Regions from separate parts of the Homo sapiens genome. Here region 2 is linked to region 1. Evidence: chromatin loops called from intact Hi-C (ENCODE). Cell type or tissue: CD4-positive, alpha-beta T cell. All regions are shown on one strand.

Region 1 (8,000 bases):
GGCATCAGAGCAAGATCCTGTCTCTTTTATGAAAGAAAAAAAGAAAAGAAAAATATACAGCTGGAAAACTGCCAAAGGTGTCCAATTCTTTCAGGCCCATATCAGGAAACTGAGGCCAGAGGAGACTTGGTGGCCACTGCAGGTTGGCTGCTTCTTCCTGGAAGAGCTGGAGTTCAAACTCAAGATGTTGGCTATACTTTAAGGCATTTTCCATGCTCTGTCGGTCTCAAGGGAATCATAAGTATCACTTAACTCTAGCAAATGGATTGATGCCTTATTGGAATCGTAAAGTGGGACTATAGATATTTACATACCCCTGCATGGGAATGAATAGACCAGAGGCCCCTGTAGATGTCGTACATGTGAACCAGTCCAAGTAGGGCAACAAGAGGCTATTTGTACAACCCAGGCTGGAATTCTGTACCAGGAAGAAGAGTAACAAACCTCCAGAATCCGAGGAATCAGGTGGGCCCAACATAGCTACCCTCTTCCTGATGATCAGCCCAGGCCTGTCTGCTTTCTCATTCTAAAGGGCCATGGCTGGGTCCTTGCCCTGAGGGTCACGATTTCAATACAGCCCCTGGGTGGTCAGAGAAACTGGGCATTTTGACTCCTTTCTTATCTAGGACTCCTTTTTTACTGCCTTTCGCTGTGGTTTGCATGTGAGGAGTTGGGAGGAGGCAGGGAGTATAAAACTTACACTCCTGGCATGTGAGCTCTGCATCTGTTCACTTCTATATCTACCCAGCACACCCACTTCAGTATCCAGACCTCTGCTGAGATCACAAAACCCAGTCACTCTTCATAAGTCTGCCATACCAGACTACCATAAATTGTCATTAAATACCCATCCAATTCCCAGCCATATCAATGAAAAACAAACAAGAGAGTGGGGCTAGTGATAAAGAACAGGCTCCTATCAGAATAGACACCATCACACATCGCTGAGGAGATCCTTGGCTTTGATGAGCAAACTGTTGCACAGTACATTCTTAGAAGATGACAAGGAAGACCTGTTTAATGAGTAAAAGCTGAAAAAGTCAGCCCAGTTCCTTTTCCCAGCTCCTGTAATACTAAAGTCAAGACAGATAGGTGCCCAATGATCTCATCAAGATATTATCTCATGCTAACACCCTCAAAAGAGGAATAGGGGTCAGAGGTCAAATGACCCATCCTTTTGTCTGGATATTATTTATACAGTATTGTTGCCATTGATATGTCAGGGGTCTCAGCTCTCTTTTTTGGAAGAATTATTAGCACTTTTTTTTTGGAATGTGAGATTTGAGTTTTTGTGAGATTTGAGTTTTTAAGTGGGGCTTGGGCAATTTTGTAAGTATCCTAGAATAGGTTATTATGGCCTAACTCCAGTTAGGCCATAATAAAAAAAAAGCTCCAGTGAAGCTTTAAATTGTTGGAATTCTCAAAACAGTAGTGCATGCTTATACACCAGTACACCATTAGCTTCCTGGATAATTTTGTTTATGTGAGTTTTTAAATAGGCATTCCCACCACATCCCACTCCCAAAAAGAAGTGTTCACTTAAGGAATATCCATATTCATATGGTCAATTAGACAGAAAACTCCTGATTTGAAAAGGAGTATGGGAAGTTTGGTTTTTTGAGGGGTAGCAGGATAGGGCAGGGCAGCTGTTGAAACACAACAGAGCAGACAGAGCACATAGGACTGATGGGATTGAGTATGGAAAATGAAAAATAGAAACAGCATGGAGTGCTTAAAATTAAAGGGAAGAAGTTGAGATGGCAATTAGTAACTCCTCTTCGGCAAGCAGAAGTTAACAGACATGAGGAGGTGATGACCTCCCAAATATCAAAAACTCCTGGGGTAAGCTGCATGTGAAAAAAAAAGGATTTAGTGATCTTTAACAATATTTGTTAACTATTTGACTCTGTACACAACATTGCATTAAACAGAAAGTAGAATTTTAAAAACAGACAAATATTTATTGAGCACTTACGATATGGTTTGGCTGTGTCCCCACCCAAATCTCATCTTGAATTTCCATATGTTGTGGGAGGGACCCACTGGGAGGTAATTGAATCATGGGGGCAGGTCTTTCCCATGCTGTTCTCATGAGAGTGAGTAAGTCTCATGAGAAACGATGGTTCTATAATGGAGAGTTTCCCTGCACAAGCTCTCTCTTTGCCTGCTGCCATCCACGTAAGACATGACTTGCTCCTCCTTGCCTTCCAGCATGATTGTGAGGCCTCCCCAGCTACATGGAAATATAAGTCCATTAAACCTCTTTTTCTTCCCAGTCTTGGGTATGTCTTTATCAGCAGCATGAAGATGGGCTAATATAGTAAATTGGTACCAGTAAAGTGAGGCATTGCTGAAAAGATACCCGAGAATATGGAAGTGACTTTGAAACTGAGCAATAGGCAGAGATTGGGACAGTTTGGAGGGCTCAGAAGAAGATAAGAAAATGTGGGAAAGTTTGGAACTTCCTAGAGACTTGTTGAATGGCTTTGCCCAAAATGCTGATAGCAATATGGACAAAAAAGTCCAAGCTGAGGTGGTCTCAGATGGAGATTAGGAACTTGTTGGGAACTGGAGCAAAGGTGACTCTTGGCATTTTGCCCCTGCCCTAGAGATTTGTGAAACTGAACTTGAGAGAGATGATTTAGGTTATCTGGCAGAAGAAATTTCTAAGCAGCAAAGCATTCAACAGGTGACTTGGGTGCTGTTAAAGGCATTCAGTTTGAAAAGGGAAGCAGAGCATAAAAGTTTGGAAAATGTGCAGCCTGATGCAATAGAAAATTTGTAGCCTCAATGCAATAGAAAGGAAAATCCCATTTTCCGGGGAGAAATTCAAGCCAACTGCAGAAATTTGCATAAATAACAAGGAGCTGAATGTTAATCACCAAGACAATGGGGAAAATGTCTCTGGGACGTGACAGAGGTCTTCACAACAGCCCCTTCCATCACAGGCCCGGAAGCCTAGGAGGAAAAGATGGTTTCCTGGGCCAGGCCCAGGGTCCCCATTCTGTGTGCAGCCTAGGGACTTTGTGCCCTGCATCCGAGCTGCTCCAGCAGTAGCTGAAAGGGGCCAACATAGAGCTTGGGCTGTTGCTTCAGGAGGTGTAAACCCCAAGCCTTGGCAATTTCCATGTGGTGTTGAGCCTGCAAGTGCAGAGAAGTCAAGGATTGGGGTTTGGGAACCTTTACCTAGATTTCAGAGGATTATGAAAACACCTGGATGCCCAGACAGAAGTTTGCTGCAGGGGTGGCACCCTCATGGAGAACCTCTACTAGGTCAGTGCAAAAGCAAAATTTGGGGTCAGAGCCCACACACACAGTCCCTACTGGGGCACTGCCTAGTGGAGCTATGAGAAGAGGGCCACTGTCCTCCAGACCCCAGAATGGTAGATCCACAGACAGCTTGCACTCTGTGCCTGGAAAAGCCACAGACACTCAATGCCAGCCCATGAAAGCAGCTGGGAGGGAGGCTGTACCCTGCAAGGCCACAGAGGCAGAGCTGCCCAAGAACATGGGAACCCCCCCCTTACATTGGTGTGACCCAGATGTGAGACATGGAGTCAAAGGAGAGCATTTCAAAGCTTTAAGATTCAACTGCCCTGCTAGATTTTGGACTTGCATGAGGCCTGTAGCCACTTCGTTTTGGCCAGTTCCTCCCATTTTGAACAGCTGTATTTACCCAATGCCTGTACCCCCATTTATCCAGGAAGTAACTAACTTGCTTTTGATTTTACAGGCTCATAGGTGGAAGGGACTTCCCTTGTCTCAAATGAGGCTTTGGACTGTGGACTTTTGAGTTAATGCTGAAATGAATTAAGACTTTGGGGGATAGATGGGAAGGCAAGATTGGTTTTGAAATATGAGGATATGAGATTTGGGAGGTGCCAGGGGTAGAATGATATGGTTTGGCAGTGTCCCCACCCAAATCTCATCTTGAATTCCCATATGTTGTGGGAGGGACCCACTGGGAGGTAATTGAATCATGGGGGCAGGCCTTTCCCATGCTGCTCTCATGATAGTGAATAAGTTTCATGAGATCTGATGATTCTATAAGGGGGAGTTTCCCTGCACAAGCACTCTCTTTGCCTGCTGCCATCCATGTAAGACGTGGCTTGCTCCTCCTTGCCTTCCACCATGATTGTGAGGCCTCCCCAGCCACGTGGAAATATAAGTCCATTAAACCTCTTTTTCTTCCCAGTCTCAGGTATGTCTTTATCAGCAGGGTGAAAACAGACTAGTACAACTTGTCATTGTGACTTGCCTAGTAGAACACGTGTGTAGAGGCCAATGTGAAGTGCTGGAGGACATCCACATCAGCACAAGTATAAACCAGTTTCCCCAGGAGTGTACAGATGCTCAGGCACGGTGAAGTCATGTATCATATATCAAAACCACATTCAAACTTGACACGTATCTCTCAGCTGACTTGGAATAGCTATGAGGAATTTTTGCATTTTATCTCTCCAACATGTAAGAGAATAACGTACTGGTTATAAGTTCAGGCTTTTGAATAGTTCACACTTGGATTTAAATCCCCGCTTGGCCAGTTACTCAGTCTGTGACCTGCGACATTATCCTCTCAGCCTCAGTTTCCCCATCTATGAAACGAGATAACAACAATCTTACAGAGCTTTTGAGAGTAGGAAATGAAATTATTTATGTAAAACAGTTAACATAAATAATACATAGCATGTGCTTAAAAACGTGTGCAATTATTATGTGATATTTGTTTTAGTTACTATATATAATAAATTTTATTGATGAACTTGATGAAACACATAGAAGTATTATTTTGTAGTAAAAAGATCCTCTTTAATATACAACATGTAATTCTTTTGCTGTAAGCTTATTCCAAAGAAGGAAGTGGCTTATTGGCTTATTGTAGTGTCATCACTAGGAGTCTTGGAACGTTTCCTGTAAGAGGCGTATAATGTGGAGGGGTACCACTAGAGGGCTCTGCAGGGACCCTATATACCTTTTCCTTGGCTGTAGTGGTGAGGAAGCAACCCTGAGAAGCCCTGGCCTTTTGGAGATCAGAGCCATTCCATTCATTACAGCTGTTCAAGAGGGCAATTAATAAGAATCCAACAAGAGCAACTCCTAGGAGCCACTTCTGCCAGAGAGCTGGGGGTTGCAGGTGGATGTCACCAGAAACATCTGGTAGGTGCTGAGCTAGGAAACCCTATTGCTTGAGTTTCACTCTCCCCTGTACCACTCCACAGAGCTACCCTTGTGGGGACTTGAATGACATAATACAATGAAGTTTTAACTTTGAGACAGGAAACCAGGTAGCATTGAAGGTTCTGAAATTCTGGGCAAAGATCTAACCAACAATAATAACAAAACCCACCTTGAATCTCAACTGATCCTTGAGGCTGGGACCCACACTGATGGCTGGGCATCTGTAAAGGAGATGAACACAAGGCCCTGGGAGTTCTGGGGCTGCATGAGCCCTGTGTGTCCTACCTGCAGGGATGATAGCAGGGCACCTCTGATGATGCACTGTCATGGGATAAATGCCCCTCCGGACTCAGTGGTCACTCAGGGATTGTGCTGGCAAGTGATGCAATAGGTATATGTCATAGCTTTTTAATGAGCACCATCGGCCAGTAGCTTACAGCTGTGTCTGAGTGCCAGCAGTGAAGCTGGTGCCTGCAGAGGCAAATGTCAGATCTGCAGCTGAAGCAAGAACCTGGGAGCTGGGCAGAAAAGGAGCTTTCCTGCTACCGAGGTGAGTTTGGATCTCCAGACTGAGGCGGTGGGGTGGGAGCAGAAATCTCTTCAAGCCTTTGTTTTCTTGTGGCTGTTTTGCTTCTGTGGTGTTTGAACCACCCCCCACTCCACCCCGCAAAAAAATAGCTGTCCACGGGGCCAGACAAGATAATGTGCCTCTAGACTCAAGAAGTGAATGGCAGCCTTGGGAAGCTTTGCTTTTTCTAACTCTCCCTGTGAAATAATTCAGGACTTCCGCACACTGAAGAGTCAACTCTCAATCCAAAGTCAAGCACTTCCCTTTTTAAACTTGTGCAACGCTGAGGCTTAAGTTCTCAGGGTCTCCCCTCCGCAGGCGCTGGTCCTTTTAAAGGGCTTCTCAGAGAGGTGGTGGCCAGAGGCTGCAGTCAGGACCTGGCTGGGAGGAAGACAGGGATGAGGGCTGCGGGGCTGGGCGTCCCGGGGAGGAGGGCGGAGCAGGTGAGCTGCGGGGTGGGAGCAGGGAGTGCACTTGTACGTGACGTTGGAGTTTGCAGCAACCTCCAAGTAGGAGGCTGTGCGCGCGTGTGTGTGGAGTGGCTGCGCGGCCGGGGAGGATGTGCGCTGCAGGGCGGCCGCCGCAGTGAGCAACGCGGCAACCGGAGCCCGGCGGGCAGCCGGGGAGGCCGGGACTGAGAGGGGCGAGCCGCTGGTGCTCCCCGGCGGCAGAGGGCCGCGTCGGCCACGGGCCCGGGAGAGACGCGCTCCAGCCGGCCCCAGGATGTAGGCGATCGGCGGCAGCGCTCCTGCAGGCGGCCGGCTCATCATGAAGAAGCACTCGGCCCGGGTGGCCCCGCTCAGCGCCTGCAACAGTCCGGTCCTGACCCTTACCAAAGTGGAAGGTAATGCGCGGCCGCCTCGCCCCGGGGGTCCCTGCACCCTAGCCGGGGAATGCTGCCACCCTGAGGGGGGCTGTCTGGCTGCGGGGCGCCGGGGCTGGGGGTACTGCTCCCCCAGGACGCGGCTCCGCAGTGCAGAGCGCCGCCGCCTGCGTGGGGGGATCTGGCAGCTTCAGGGGCTGCCCTGAGCTCCCTGGCGAGCAGGAGTGAGCTGCTGCGGCGAGTGAGCACCCGGCTCCCCAACCCTCTCCTTCCTGGGCAGCACCCAGCGCATCTGGCAGCAGCTGCACCCTCACCTCCATCCCAGTTTGTCCTGGGGCTCTTGTCTGTTCGGCAGGAGGGGGTCGTCCAGCCGCTCCCAGTGTCCCCTTACCACACACACACTTGAGTTGCCTGGGTGTGGAGCTCTGTGCCTCACCCCCAGGCCGACCAAAGGTGCTGCCCGCAGTTGGTAGAGGCGGGAGAGGGCTGCAGCGGGCTAAGGAGACGTCTGTCCTGCGTGTTCCGAAGCCTTTCCGGCCACCAGCCAACTGACTGCCCTGCTCTTTGGGAATGGGCGGGGCGCACAGGTGAGGGAAGAGCCAGCACCAGTCTGTAAACAGGCTCTTTCCCAGGCCCTGGAGAGGGATTGGAAGGGCTGTGAGAGGCCCCCAGAAGGTGTCCTCCTCCCCGTGTTGTCCTTTCTGCCTGGAACTGCTCCCACCCAGGAAATGTGAGCGAGAGGACAGGGGAAGAAGCAGCCCACCGAGGAGAGCTTCCTCAGACACAGCTGGCTTCTGCTGGCCTAAGGGGCCTTGCTTTCCAATGGAGAAGGGGGGCAGAGGGCCAGTCCCAGTTCTTAACTCCTCCTCCCAGGAGGCAGAGGTGGAATGACTAACTCCCTCTGCCAGGAGCAAGCCACCTTGGCCAGGTGAGGCAGACAGACCATCCCCTGGGTCCCAGGAGCTCCCCTCTAGGCTTTTGCTTGTGCTGAGCTAACAGAGCCCATGAGCATCAGCGGTGAATGAGGGGCAGCCATGGGCTCCGACAGAGCCTGGCTTCTGCCCTTCCCAGGAAGCCTGGACTTCTCTAGGCTACTGTTGACCCTGCTTCCCACTCGTGACTTCTTGTTTATTACAATGAATCTCAGAACCAGCGAGGACAAGACAGAGGCTGGCTTGGTAATTGTATATCCCAAGCTTAGCTGTCCACACAGGCCTGCCTGCAGCTGCCCTAGTACTGTGATCCCCATCCTACTGAGGAGCACTGTGAGGCCCAGCAAGGTGGGTTAACGTGTCCTAGACCCACAGTTGGTAGGTGGTGAAGCAGGAATGGAATCCTGGGCTGTCCGATCCAAAGCTCAAGCATTTTTTCCAGAACATCAGTTTGCACTGAACTGCAACTACTTACCTATTTCTCAACATTTTCTATCTT
Region 2 (8,000 bases), 200 kb after region 1:
GAAAGGCAAAAAATTCCTCAAAACACAGACATGGACCATTTTACTCTCACTTGTATGACACAAAAAAAGTACACGAATGATACAACTGCTCCTAGTAAAACTTCTTCCACTGGCTTTGCTACCAGGGCCTCTCATTCTTCCCTCCTGGTCAAATGCGGTGCACAGGCATTTGCAATTTACTCAAGGAAAAACACATTCTCCCAGCTCTAGTTTTCATTAATGCTGCAGTACATTTCCCCCCGCCCCCCATACTCTAGTACCTGAGTTAACTTGAAAAAAGTATGTTTTATGCTAACCATTATACAACCAAAATGTTTTTCAAATGGAGCCTCCATCTCCTATTATCTTAATTTGTGCTGAGAAAGTCAGAAATAGTCTTCAAGAGTCCCACTTCTGATGGCTTGAAAATGCTCCTAGAGCAAGATACCACACAAAGTGCTGTCCTCCTCCTCACTACTGATTTCTGAGCTACTCTGTCTTCCCTAATGGTGATCCTGGACCCACACAGTACTGAGTAGTGGCAGGAAAATTAAGAAATGAGGGGGAAAATAATAAAACTGTTTAAATTTCCTTGTAGTCTTTTCCTGTGAACTTTAGTCTTCACAGCCTGGAGATGTCAAGCAATCCCTTGCTTTCTAAAATCACATGGTTCAACAGACACTGAAGGTCAAAGGAAGTGACATATACTAATGAAGGAACCAGACGGACCCAAACTTTTAATGAAATATCAGAAGCTATTTTGATGCTCCTACCAAATGCACTTCTCCCCTAAGGCTCACATGGAAATGCTTACCGGCTGCGCCTGGCAGCCCAGTTTCTACTGACCAATTCAAAACAACCATATTCACACAATAGTTTACCAAAGGCATCAGCATGGCTGATAACACACTTGTTACTCTAAGTTTCTCTGAGAAGGATAAAAACAGAGATAAACAATCCTCTTTCTCTCATTCCTTTACTCAACATGTCATCAACATTTATCAAAGGTCAGTGACTGTACTGCCAACATTACAAGGTGTGATGTTATGATATACACTGGTTTTTGTCCACAATTCCTGTCTTATAACTCCCATAGCCCTTGTTACAGTCTTTTGTTATAACGATCCCATATGGAAGGAAGTCACTTGTGCAGCCCACACTGAAGGAGTGAGAAGTCACGCTCCCCCTCCCTCAGGGCAGAGCTTCTATAAAAATTACTTGTAATTTTTTTTACAAGAGATTTGTCTTGTCCATCCTTTTTTTTTTTTTTGAGATGGAGTCTCACTCTGTCGCCTAGGCTGGAGTGCAGTCCTGCAATCTTGGCTCATTGCAATTTCTGCCTCCCGGGTTCAAGTGATTCTCCTGCCTCACCTCCTGAGTAGCTGGGATTATAGGCATGTACCACCATGCCTGGCTAATTTTTGTATTTTTAGTAGAGACGGGGTTTCACCATGTTGGCCAGGCTGGTCTCGAACTCCTGACCTCAAGTGATCCACCCGCCTTGGCCTCCCAAAGTGCAGGATTACAGGCATGAGCCACAGTGCCTGGACTCATTTATTGATTCAATCATTTATTTATATCGGTGTGGGCTCGAGGATATTTATTTTATTCTTTGGGTTGTGATCCAACACTGCTTTATTTTGTTGCTCACACTGTTTCAGCTTCAGCCACTGGGAACATCTTCCCTCTGCATGCCCATCTCACATCACTGTATGTATAAAGTTCTGCCTTGCTCTCTGACTCTACAAGATGCTCCAGGCTCATCTTGTATACTTTCTGCCCTAGTTTTAGAATCAGCTATTTCTCCAGCGATCCCTGGTTCGTTTTATTGGAGAATGGTGTTAGCAACCAAGATCTTGGAGCTAGGTATACATTACTCGTAAATGAAAAAAACCCACTATAATTCTCAATAGGGAAAACAGTGCTTCCTATGGAGCCCACACTCAAAAATGTTGGCACTGCCAGTGATCGCTCGGCTGGGGCTTTCAGGACGTAAATGATGCTTTCATACATATCAGTGTAAAAAGCTCTGCTCGTGAATTCTCATGTCCGCTCATTTTACACAATGAGCAAGCTGACAGGACAATACACAACTATGAGCATAATTAAGAAAGGTTTTTTTTTTTTTTCCTTTTATAGGAACACTTCGTGCTCTGATTCTGAAACCGCCTTTGCAAAATTGTAACTGAGGTGGGGAAAGAGATCTGACCTAACCAACTCCATCTTGCTTCTAACCTCCAAGCTGTCCTTGTTCATTCCTGGGTGTAGGCTCAACTAACTTTGGGAGAAACTTAGTTTAGTTTATAGTTTAAAACAAAGATGATAACAGCCCTTTCCCAAGACAAACCCCCTTCTTGTCTGGGGACTAGATTTCCTTTGTAGGACTAACAAATTAGCCTCAAGATTAGAAATTATGGTTCAGGAGTCATGTAGCTGGAAGCTACAAGATTCTGACCCTCCCTAAACTGCTCCTATGTCGGTGCTCGAGATATTTTGCAGACCTGCACTCGACGGATCAGCTGGCACCACCCAGATCGATTAACTGGCTCATCTGATCTCGTGGCCCCCACCCTGGAACTGACTTAGCACAAAAGGACACCTCAATTCCTTATGATTTCATCTCCGACCCAACCAATCAACACCCTTGACTCACTGGCCTTCCCCCTCCCACCAAATTATCCTTAAAAACTCTGATCCCCGAATGCTCAGGGAGATCGATTTGAGTACTAATAAGACTCCAGTCTCCTGCACAAGCAGCTCTGTGTACTCTTCCTCTATTGCAATTCCTGTCTTGATAAATCGGCTCTGTGTAGGCGGCGGAAGAGGTGAACCTGTTGGGCGGTTACCACCTCTGTCGTGTGTGACAGTTGTTTTGAATCTCTAATTGCTCAGTACAGATCCCACATGCAGGTTAAGTAAGATGCTTTGAAGAAAATGGAAAGTCTTAAGTGATTGCTTCCAAGAAATCAAACCTACATTTATCTAGGTAACAACGGACTTTACGTATCACAAATGAAGAGACTGACAAAGTAAATCAACTTGGCCTTTTCTTAGGTATGTCAAGTCAGTTTTTTTTTTCCTAAGGTGTTGAAATGGAAATTCTTCCATTTCACTAATTAGCATTCCTTTTTGGATGTTTCGAAAATAAAAAATAAATCTAAAATATGTAATAAACGGCAAGTACAAAAAGGGCTTGACAGAAAAATAACATGTTACTTTTACCAGATCTAACATGAACATCTTCTAAGGTAAATTCGTTTTCAGAATTTGTCTAAACTATTCTTAGGCTATTCATCTACCCCGCAACAGGACAATGTCTGCTCTGTTTTAGCTTTCTCAATAGATTGTAAGCAAATCTCTTTGCGGCACATATTTAAAACAGAAAGACAACATTTGATCTTATCTGATGCCAGAGCCTTCTTGATCTTACGGAAGATGTGAACGAGTTTTCCTGGAACTGTAACACACTGCCATCTGGCTGATACACACTGGAAGACACCATCAATTTAAAAGTGTTATCATGATTTTAGAGGAAAATGTGGTGTGGAGAAAGGCCTGTCTTTGAATGGATGAAATAGGTTAATAAAAAACATCACTGTTTAAAAACTAGAACACTGAAAAATTCTAGGAAAGCTTATTTTCCCTTATATTTTTATGGTACTTTCAACACTTAATAACACTATTTCAATTAAGTTTTCTCCTAGAGTTTATAGTATATCAGTACATTCTTTTCTGTGGATGCAATAATATAGAATCTTATTCCAAATCTTACTGGCAGGTTCTCTTAAATTCTTCAACGGCTGCCATAGTGATTAACCAAAATTAGTTATGATTTCTGCCTATCTGTGTGAGAACTTACAGGGGAAATTGTTCTAAACCTGAGGAACATGAAGTAACTGTACTGCACACTCCAAATGATGACAGTCATTTTATATCACCTTCAATTACCCAACAGCTTTTAATAGTCTGGCCATAAGTTTCTTTGCACGAGCATTTGTTAAATAACTACCATTCAGTCAAAGAAGGTAAGGGAAGTCCTGTTTAAAGAATCCTAAGTAATCCTAATCCTAAGAATTATAAATAATTATTAATTTTATACAAGTATCAACAAAAACTTACCCAGTAGTTTGTCTATAAATTTGGTATGTACTCAAGCACACCTCAGTGTGTATGCATGTAAATGGGTAATTCCCATTTACTGGGTATTTGTGTCTAATACATGTGCACATTAGCAGGGCAGTGGAAAGGAAAGGGAAAAATTGCAAACATTCACAGGAATGCTCTACATATAAAAAATTGGTACAAATACATACAATTCTTTTTTTACAGTCAAGTTTAAATTCTTACAAACAAACTTACCTTTTCTGGAATATTTTGAGTAATAATGTCTAAATGTGATAAAACTGCTAAAAACGTACAAATGCTTGTTTTAAGATTTTCTTCACCCTGAAAAAATAATCAGATAAACAAATATTGATTCAAAGCTTACTGTGAAACATGCACGTGAAAGCGCCGTGCTGGACTCTATGAGGGCCCAGGACAGGAGGCAGCCTCTTCCCTGGAACAGCCCGGGGTCTGGGTGGGAAGGGGGCTGCGGCAACAGGCACAGGACTGAAAGCAAAGGAAATATTTCCTAGAGCCAAATGCCAGTGCACACAAAAATCAGCAGGTCACATAAAGTACTGAATAACTCAACTCTAAGTACAGCGGGGCACAGTGGCTCACGCCTATAATCCCAACACTTTGGGAGGCTGAGGCGGGTGGATCATTTCAGGCCAGGGGTTTGAGATCAGCTTGGCCAACATGGTGAAACCATGTCTACCAAAAAATACAAAAATTCGCTGGGCATGGTAGCGCACACCTGTAGTCCCAGCTACTGGGGAGGCTGAGGTAGAAGAATTGCCTGAACCCAGGGCAGAGTTTGCAGTTAGCTGAGATCGTGCCACTGCACTCCAGCATGGGCAACAGAGCAAGACCCTGTCTCAAAAAAAAACATAAAATAAAGTACAGTGTGCCCTCTGTATGCACGAGTTCTGCATCTATGAGTTCAACCAACCGTGGATGAAAAATATTTAACAAAAAATTTTTAAAACATAATGCAATTAAAAAGTAATACAAAGTTTAAAACTGTATAACAGCGATTTACATAGCATGTACATTGTACTAGACATTATAAGTAATCTAAGATTATTAAAGTATATGGGAGGATACACATCAGTTATGTGCAACTACTATGCCATTCTAAACAAAAGACTTGAGCATCCTCAGGTTTTGGCATCCGTAGGGGGCCTGGAATCAATCCCCCATGGATACCAAGGGTTGATTATCTGTGGCAGAGCCAAGGGCATGCTCACTTCAGGAGAGGTGAGGCCTTCAGGATGGGAAGGACTGGCCTGGAGAAGGAGCAGGAAGGTTAGAGAACAGATAAGTGAACAAGAACAAAGACACAGAGGCAAACTTAAGGGAAAGGCAGCAAGAGGAGACAAAGCCAGTTTGGCAGAGAGTGATGGAGATAAGGCTCAAAAGTTAAATGGAATCATACTGTAGAGGCTTTAAAAAGCTATAGCGAAAAACCTATAGAAGACTTAATCAGCTATCTTAGGGAAAATTTTTTAAGAAGACTGTTCAACTGGAATCTGGAAACCTCTGATTCCAGTTGAAAAAGACTGTTCAACTGGAATCTGAAACTATTATTATTTCATAATCATAGTGGTTTTGGAATAATACATTATTTTAGTGATAATAAACTGATAAATGCCAGACAGATTGGAAAGAAAAGAGCATATAAGCAGGAAGACCAGTTTGGAAACCAATCCAAGAGGCAAATCATTTATTATTATTTAATTCCTTTATTTAATTAACAGTTACTGAATGTCTTCTACATGACAGTTACTATAGAAACAAGTTCCTGTAACTTAAAAATCTACTGGAGAAGATAAAAATCAAATCAGATTAAAATCCTAACTGTAAGCAGTACTATTTATGTGCTATGAAAACCTAAAATAAGGGGATCTAAATACTTGGGGAGGTAACTTCCTTTAAGAATGACAATATGGGCCTGGGCGCTGTGGCCCATGCCTGTAATCCCAGCACTTTGGGAGGCCGAGGCAGGTGGATCACAATGTCAGGAGTTCGATATCAGCCTGGCCAATATGGTAAAACCATGTCTCTACTAAAAATACAAAAATTAGCTGGGCATGGTGGTGGGCACCTGTAATTCCAGTTACCTGGGAGGCTGAGGCAGGAGAATCACTTGAACCCAGGAGATGGAGGTTGCAGTGAGCCGAGATCACACCACTGCACTCCAGCCTGGGGGACAGAGACAGACGCCGTCTCAAAAAAAAAAAAAAAGACAATATGGGCCAGGTGCAGTGGCTCATGACCAGCCCAGGCAACATAACAAGACCTCACCTCTATAAAAATTTAAAAATAAATTGGCCAGGTGTGGTGGCAGGTGCTTGTAGTCCCAGCTACTTAGAGGGCTGAGGCAGGAGGATCATTTGAGCCCAGTTGTTCAAAGCTGCAGTGATCTATAATTGCCGGGTGACAGAGCAAGACTCTGTCTCAAAAATAAATAAAGAAGACACATGAACTGAGATGTGAAGGGAGAGAGAGTTATCTAGATAAAGAGAAGAAAGAAGACCATTTTGTGTAAAGGGCACAACATGTGCAATAGCCTGAAACCAAAAGGACTGGTGATAAGCAGGAAAGACTGAAAAGGTCAGTGTGGTACTCAGTTATCTCGGGTGACCCCCGGTCAACCAACCCTCCCTACATATGCCCGATGCAGGCCCCTTCCACCCCAGCAGGGATGGTCATGTGATTTGCTTTGGCTGGTGAACATTAGCAAGCCTGATGCATCCAGAGGTTGGATGAGCACTTGCATGTCAGGACATGACCCGCCTGCGCCCCCTCGACCCCCGACCCGCCGGAAAGCTCATTCTTGGAGAACTGAATATAAAGAGGTCCAGCTACCCTGCTGGAGACACAGAGTGGGAGCGATGCCTAGCCACCAGAGCTGCTCCTGCCATTGCAGCTGAGGTGACAAATATGTGAGCGAAGGAGCCATTTGGAAGTCCCAGCCCCAGCAGACACCACAAGGAGCAAAACTGCCCAGCCAGGCCCAGACAACACACACATCACGAAAAAAAAGCAGTGGCTCACGCCTGTAATCCCAGCACTTTGGGAGGCCAAGGCGACATGGTGAAACCCCATCTGTACTAAAAATACAAAAATTATTTAGCTGGGTGTGGTGGCATGCACCTGTAATCCCAGCTACTCGGGAGGCTGAAGCAGGAGAATCGCTTGAACCCGGGAGGCAGAGGTTGCAGTGAGCCGAGATTGTGCCATTGCACTCTAGCTTGGGCGACAAGAACGAAACTCCATTGCAAAAACAAAACAAAACACATTGTTTACACCGCTAAGCTTTGGAGAGTTCTAGCAACGGAAAACAGACAATCAGTGTGCCTAGGTAGTGAATTGAGAATAGACCACACAGAGAGACTAGAGAGGAAAGAGGCCTAAGATCACGCAAGCCTTACGGGATACTCCGAGGAGCATAGTCTTCATCCTGAGACGACGTAAGACACTGTGTTCAGCAGGTGGGGTCACCTGTTGAAATTCTCACCATGGAAACCCTGCCTGGGCTTCAGGGTGGAAAGCAGATGGAAACAGAGCCAAGAGTGGATGTAGGCAGCCCAGTGAGGGAACCACTGCAAGGATGACAGTAGCGTCGACTGAGATACAATGGCAGGGACAGAAGAGAGAGAACTCAGAAATATTCAGGCAGAAAGATCAGGACCTGGTCACGAATCAGACACAGAGCATGGAAAGTGTCAAGGTTTCTGGTTTGTGCAACTGTATAGATGGTGGTGGTATTCACTAGAGTAGGAAGCAGATCAAGTTTGAGGGGAAAAATAAGGCACTCAGTGTTACACATCTACGTTTTAGGTTATTTAGTCTAAGGGAAAATCATCTACAAGGAAAACGTCTACAGCAAGGGTCAGAAAACTTGTTCTGTA

What was found. A loop is a pair of places that touch in the nucleus more often than their neighbours do. Peaks named below come from ENCODE experiments on the same cell type or tissue, not always from the same donor. Only the 100,000 strongest peaks of a DNase experiment are listed, where the experiment ranks them.
Region 2: it touches region 1 in a loop (5-fold over the local background); 2 of 110 quality-filtered maps call a loop at or near these places.

The regions. Positions count from the first base shown.
Region 1 is chr1:234,207,985-234,215,984 of GRCh38, forward strand. All of the region lies in intron 2 of SLC35F3 (solute carrier family 35 member F3), which reads left to right. LOC124904553 (a long non-coding RNA gene) reads right to left here and starts at 7,098. Exons shown (of 2, transcript XR_007066948.1): 1 at 6,884-7,098; 2 at 4,733-6,127. RefSeq lists silencers at 6,344-6,443, 6,544-6,643, 6,694-6,813. In CD4-positive, alpha-beta T cell, a CTCF peak has its summit at 4,955 (motif pointing right); DNase peaks (open chromatin) are centred at 4,947 and 6,287; H3K4me3 peaks cover 1,920 bases; H3K27me3 peaks cover 375 bases.
Region 2 is chr1:234,406,107-234,414,106 of GRCh38, forward strand. It overlaps TARBP1 (tRNA guanosine 2 -O-methyltransferase TARBP1), which reads right to left. Exons shown (of 30, transcript NM_005646.4): 23 at 4,339-4,425. Among named protein-coding and RNA genes, the nearest start is that of COA6-AS1, 37 kb to the left of the region's middle. In CD4-positive, alpha-beta T cell, CTCF peaks have their summits at 3,453 and 3,653; DNase peaks (open chromatin) are centred at 2,825 and 3,425; H3K4me3 peaks cover 948 bases; H3K27ac peaks cover 1,878 bases.